Linked DNA regions of Homo sapiens: region 1 is linked to region 2. A link is a loop called in an ENCODE intact Hi-C map of the cell type or tissue named here. Cell type or tissue: mammary epithelial cell. All regions are shown on one strand. Links, peaks and the distances in the headings refer to the core of each region. The heading gives the core; the rest is flanking DNA.

What was found. A loop is a pair of places that touch in the nucleus more often than their neighbours do. Peaks named below come from ENCODE experiments on the same cell type or tissue, not always from the same donor. Only the 100,000 strongest peaks of a DNase experiment are listed, where the experiment ranks them.
Region 1: it touches region 2 in a loop (5-fold over the local background); 9 of 110 quality-filtered maps call a loop at or near these places.

What each region holds. Positions count from the first base shown.
Region 1 is chr22:29,393,933-29,396,839 of GRCh38, reverse strand. It overlaps a transcript of RFPL1 not described here. Among named protein-coding and RNA genes, the nearest start is that of AP1B1, 6.8 kb to the right of the region's middle. In mammary epithelial cell, for the core only: a CTCF peak has its summit at 1,686; a DNase peak (open chromatin) is centred at 1,679.
Region 2 is chr22:29,624,500-29,627,406 of GRCh38, reverse strand. The region is part of intron 1 of NF2 (NF2, moesin-ezrin-radixin like (MERLIN) tumor suppressor); the gene reads right to left. Among named protein-coding and RNA genes, the nearest start is that of NF2, 22 kb to the right of the region's middle. In mammary epithelial cell, for the core only: a CTCF peak has its summit at 1,646 (motif pointing left); DNase peaks (open chromatin) are centred at 686 and 1,616; H3K27ac peaks cover 2,500 bases.

The DNA of each region.
Region 1 (2,907 bases), core at 323-2,822, 230 kb after region 2:
AGGTGGGTGGATCACTTGAGCACATGAGGCAAAACCCTGTCTCCACAAAAAATACAAAAATTAGCCAGGTGTGGTGCACGTGCCTGTAGTCCCAGCACTTTGGGAGGCCAAGGCAGGAGGATCACTTGAGGCCAGGAGTTCGAGACCAGCCTGAACTACATGGTAAGACCTCCCTCCAACCTCTATTTTTTTTTAATTAATACAAATTAAATTAATACAAAAGCTCCCATTTAAGGGGGACTTATAGATGCCAGGCACTGTACATTAGTTCTACAATTTAATCTCTACAGCAACCTTGCAAGAAGGCACAACCAACCTATGTTAGTCTGTCTTGTGCTGCTTTAACAGAATACCTCGGTAATTTATAATAAACAGAAATGTATTTGGCTCATGGTTCTTGAAGTCCAGAGTCCAAGGGCATGGTGCCAATATCTGCTCGGCATCTGGTGGGGGCCTCCTTGCATATTCCCATGGCAGAAAGAGAGAGAGTGAGAGAGAGTGCAAGAGATCTAACACACAGCCTCAAGCCCTTCTGTGATTGGCATTAATCCACTCATGAGAGTACAGACTTCATGACCCAAACACCTCCCATTAGGCCCCACCTCCTAACACTGTTGCAGTGGGGACTGCCAACATGTGCTTCCTGGGGGATGCATTCAAACCATAGCAAGTCCCATTTTTCAGACTGGAAACTGAAGTCCCATAGCTGAAGATCTGAGCCCAGGTGGGGTTGAGAGCCTGGGCCTCTTCTCTTCTCTTTTCTCTTATCTTCTCTTCTCTTCCTTCTCTTCTCTTCTTTCTCTTCTCTTCTCTTCTCTTTTCTTTCTCTTCTCTTCTCTTTTCTCTTATTTCTCTTCTCTTCTCTTTTCGACAGAGTCTCGCTCTGTTGCCCAGGCTGGAGTGGACGGGCATGATCTCAGCTCACTGCAACCTCTGCCACCCAGGTTCAAGTAATCCTCCTGCCTCAGCCCCCCTAGTAGTTGGGATTACAGGCACTCACCACCATCCCCAGCTAATTTTTGTGTTTTTAGTAGAGACAGGGTTTCACCATATTGGCCAGGCTGGTCTGGAACTCCTGACCTCAGGTGATCCACCTGCCTAAGCCTCCCAAAGTGCTGGGATTACAGGTGTGAGCCACTGTGCCCATCTGAGAGCCTGGGCTTTTTCGATGCATCGGCGGAGGGTAGTTCAGCACAGGGGTACCTGAGAGAGCAGAGCTCTTCAAGAGGGAGCCTGTGGTGTACAGCTAGGAGGGGCTGAGCAGGAATTTGCTACTGGGAAGACTAGAAATGGTGCACTGAGGACATCTGCAGCAAGGAGAGCTGGAGGCAAAGGCTGGGATCCCTGGCAAGCTCTAGGCCTCTCTGCCCTGGGGGTTGTGCCAGGCCTGGGCTGGGCGGGAGGGATGGGAAGCTGCCTGCCCTCAGCAAGCAGGTGGAGGCTGGTGTTCCTGAGGCTATGGACAAAGCCACCTCCTGCCTCCTTTTAGAAAGGCTCTGTGGCAACTTTTAGAGATTTGCAGGATGAAAACAACAAAAACCAGCAAGCAAACAGAGACTGGAGTAGAGGAATAGTAATCACAGAGGAACAAGAGTGCGGAAAGGCTGGGAATGTATATAGAAAGGCACAGCGGCCCCTGTGAAAGGATGGCAATTGAAGGGAACGGTGGCGGTTAGTGGCACCTGTGCGCACTCTAGTGGGCGCAGAGGGGAAGAATACTTAATTTGTTCATGTACTTATGCACCCATTCATTGTGGAGGGAGGATGGGAAGGACTTTGCTCTGAGATTCTGAGTATCAGAAAGGGGAAGGGACTTGCTGAGGGTCACAGAATGCCAGTGGCAGGGGTCACAGTGGGTCATTTCACGAGACCGCACGAACTCTCAACCTTCCTGGCATTGGATGAAACCTCATGAAGCAGGTAAGGGTGAGTGGAGAAGAAAGCATGAGGCCTGCCGTCATCAGCCCTGGCCTTGACTCTCCGCTAGGCCCATTGCTGCTTTGGGAAGCTGGGAAAGTCCCTCAACATTTCAGGACTTCAGTGGCCTCATCTGTAAAATGGGGTTATCTTAGCATCTACCTATTGAGAACGGTGAGAGTTAAATGAATTGATGGATGTCAAGGGCATACAACGATGCTTGGCCCATGGTGGGTGCACAGTTCGCAGAGAAGAGAAACTGAGGCCCAAAGAACTGGCCAGGCCCGGTGCAGTGGCTCACGCCTGTAATCCCAGCACTTTGGGAGGCCAAGGCGGGCAGATCACCTGAGGTCAGGGGTTCGAGACCAGCCTAGCCAACATGGTGAAACCCTTTCTCTACTAAAATACAAAAATTAGCCAGGCATGGTGGTGGGTGCCTGTAATCCCAGCTACTCGGGAGGCTGAGGCAGGAGAATGGCTTGACCCCAGGAGGTGGAGGTTGCAGTGAGCCAAGACCGCACCACCGCACTCCAGCCTGGACGACACAGCGAGACTCCGTCTCAAAACAAAACAAAACAAAACAAAAACAACAACAAACAAAATTAGCCAGGAGTGGTGGCACAGGCCTGTAATCCCAGCTACTCGGGAGGCTGAGGCAAGAGAATCACTTGAACCCAGGAGGCGGAGCTTGCAGCAACAAAAGCGAAACTCTGTCTCAAAAACAAAGAACTGGACAGCCCTGTCTCCACCAGCCAGCTCAAATCGGGCAGGGTATAAAAACACTGGGGCTTGGAGAAAAGTTTTAAAATGTCCTGGCTGGGCACAGGGGCACATACCTGTAATCCCAGAACTTTGGAGGCCAAAGCAGGAGGATCACTTGAGGCCAGGAGTTTGAGACCAGCCTGGGCAACATAGTGAGACCTCATCTCTAAAACAAATAAAAATAGGCCGGGCGTGGTGGCTCATGCCTGTAATCCCAGCACTTTGGGA
Region 2 (2,907 bases), core at 271-2,770:
CAGTCCCCACAAAAGCAAACACGACAATATCTTTGGAATTTAGCTCACAACATGAGAGCAATCATAGCTCATATAGTCAAACAGCTATAAAACACCCAAACCCGCTGTGCTGGGTAAGTCACTTAACCTCTTTGGGTCTCGGCTTCCATAATCATCAAGTGGTCTTCAGGATTAACACCACTCTCTGAGTCTATGAGCTTGACATGACTTTGTATAAACCATGTAGCATTTTTCATTGCTACGATAATTTTCTTTTGATCCTTTAACATCTCATTCTGTATCTTAAAATCATTTTCAGGGATGTAAATGACTTCACCTTTAGTTTATGTGTGGTTTCACATTCTTTTCCCTCATTCAGGGTCTGCTATTACGTTCCTTACTCCTAATAATCATGAGTTGACTGTATAATGATGAACTCTCTGATGTAGTAAAATTGGGAATGATAATGCTGCTGAAAAATAGAAGTTCTTATCACCTAGCATGTTATTGATATTCAGTGATTGGCAATGATTACAAATGTGTGATATACTGAGAATAATTTTGCAGAGCACTACAAATAGGAAACAATAGTAAATTCAGCACAAATAAGGCACAAGGTTAAATTTCAAATGCCTAAACATCAAGTACAACTAGCAGATTACGAAACACAACCCCTGACTAAGTATCAACCAACTGGTTACTCCTGCCCTGGACAATGTAAAAATTGTGGTTAGTATGTAACAATGCATTCCTTCAAAAAAGCTCCAGCACAACAGAGCTAGAGCATGATCCATTCATGTGAACTAGCTTCTATTGAACCCAGATGTTTGCCTGGAAAGAAATTTTGAATATTCTCTGTTTCTAGCTTGACCTTTTGATTAAGTCTCATGGTCATCAATGATAATAAAACTGACTTTAATAACATTAGAAGGTACAGGCATGAGTGGATAGGACTGGTAAAAATATCTGCAGATGGGGCTGGGCGTGGTGGCTCGCACATGTAATCCCAGCACTTTGGGAGACCGAAGCGGGTGGATCACGAGATCAAGAGATCGAGACCATCCTGGCCAACATGGTGAAACCCTGTCTCTACTAAAAATACAAAAATTAGCTGGGCGTGGTAGCAAGCACCTGTAGTCCCAGCTACTCGGGAGGCTGAGGCAAGAGAATCGCTTGAACCCAGGAGGCAGAGATTGCCATGAGCTGAGATGGCGCCACTGTACTCCAGCCTGGTGACAGAGTTAGACTCCATCTCAAAAAAAAAAAAAAAAAAAGTCTGCAGATGGATGAGAACTACCGTGGGCTGAAGACTAACATATTTATGAGACTGATTTAATCTCAAAATCAATATGATTAAGCAAGTAGGGAGATGCACTGTTGGTGAATTTAAAACCACAGATCAGTCGAGATACATTTAGTAATTACTTTGGGCTTCAGTTTTAAGTTTTATCTGAATGTCAAACTATCAAAACTATTGAAACAAGAAGACTAAAACAGGCAAGGTGGAGGGAAAAGCTATAAGCAACATAACTCACTAAGAGAAAGTTTATATGAAGTTTTCAAAGCTCGGTCCAAATTTGGCAAAGAAGCAAAAAAGAGAACAGTGGCAAAAGAGTTGGAAGAGAAAAGGCTGTCTTTAAAAATGATGCAGTCTGGCACCACCTAGTGGTGCCACACAGATTCCTGCACTAGGACAAGCACCTTGTGTCAACATGAGTGACTAAAGATTCCATTAAAAATTTTTCCCTGAAGTCAGCACTACTTTGGTAATAAATTTTGACACGCTAAAAATGTCCTAAACATGTGGATTTAGAATCTAAATTAGACAAAGCACAGACAGGAGGACAGAACACATCATCCTGTAACAAGAATTGAGAAGCCTCGTCACCAGCTGGCTAGAAAGATTAGCAGCTCTGAGAAAACTCAATTCTGGGTTTTTAAAACCTCAAACGCTTTAGTTTATGAAATTAAAAATAAACAAGCAGCAAAAATGTTCTTGGACAGGAATGCAAAACTAGCATGAATAACTGGAGAAGTCATCAAAAACAAAGAAAAAAGAAAAATTTCAATATGACACACTAGGGACAAAAGAATGCAGAATAATTAACTATGGCAGAAATCCGAAAAGAATCCTGCTATCACCGTGGACATCAAGCTAAATAGAGATTGTATTACTTAGCATGTTACAAAAAAGAAGATCTGGCCGGGTGCAATGGCTCGTGCCTGTAATCCCAACACTTTGGGAGGCCGAGGAGCGTGGATCACGAGGTCAAGAGATCGAGACCATCCTGGCCAACATGGTGAAACCCCGTCTCTCCTAAAAATACAAAAATTAGTGGCGCACGCCTGTAGTCCCAGCTTCTCGGAAGGCTGAGAAAGGAGAATCGCTTAAACCTGGGAGGCAGAGGCGGAGGTTGCAGTGAGCCGAGATCTCACCACTGCACTCCAGCCTGGCAATAGAGCAAGAAAAGAGAAAGAAAGAAAAAGAAAGAAAGAAAGAAAGAAAGAGAGAGAGAGAGAGAGAGAAAGAAGAGAGAGACAGAAAGAGGAGAGAAAGAGAAAGAAAGAAAGAAAGAAAGAAAGAAAGAAAGAAAGAAAGAAAGAAAGAAAGAAAGAAAGAAAGAAAGAGGACCCTTCAACAAGAACATGGCATAAGGTGAGTCCATTTTATTTGGACTAATTATAGTTTAGAGGGTCTACAATTACAAAGGCATGGACAATCTGAATAAGGTTCAAAGAAAATGAAGGCAATGATTAAAGGAGAAAATTCACAGTGCTTCTGGCATGAGACACTTCCTGTTCCCACACTCCCAGCCCATGACAACATAGATAGGTAACATTTATCAAATGCTCACTACGGGTCAGGCCCTGAACCAAGTGCCTGTAAAGGTCCACCTCATTCATGTCTCAAAACAACCCTGGCCAGGC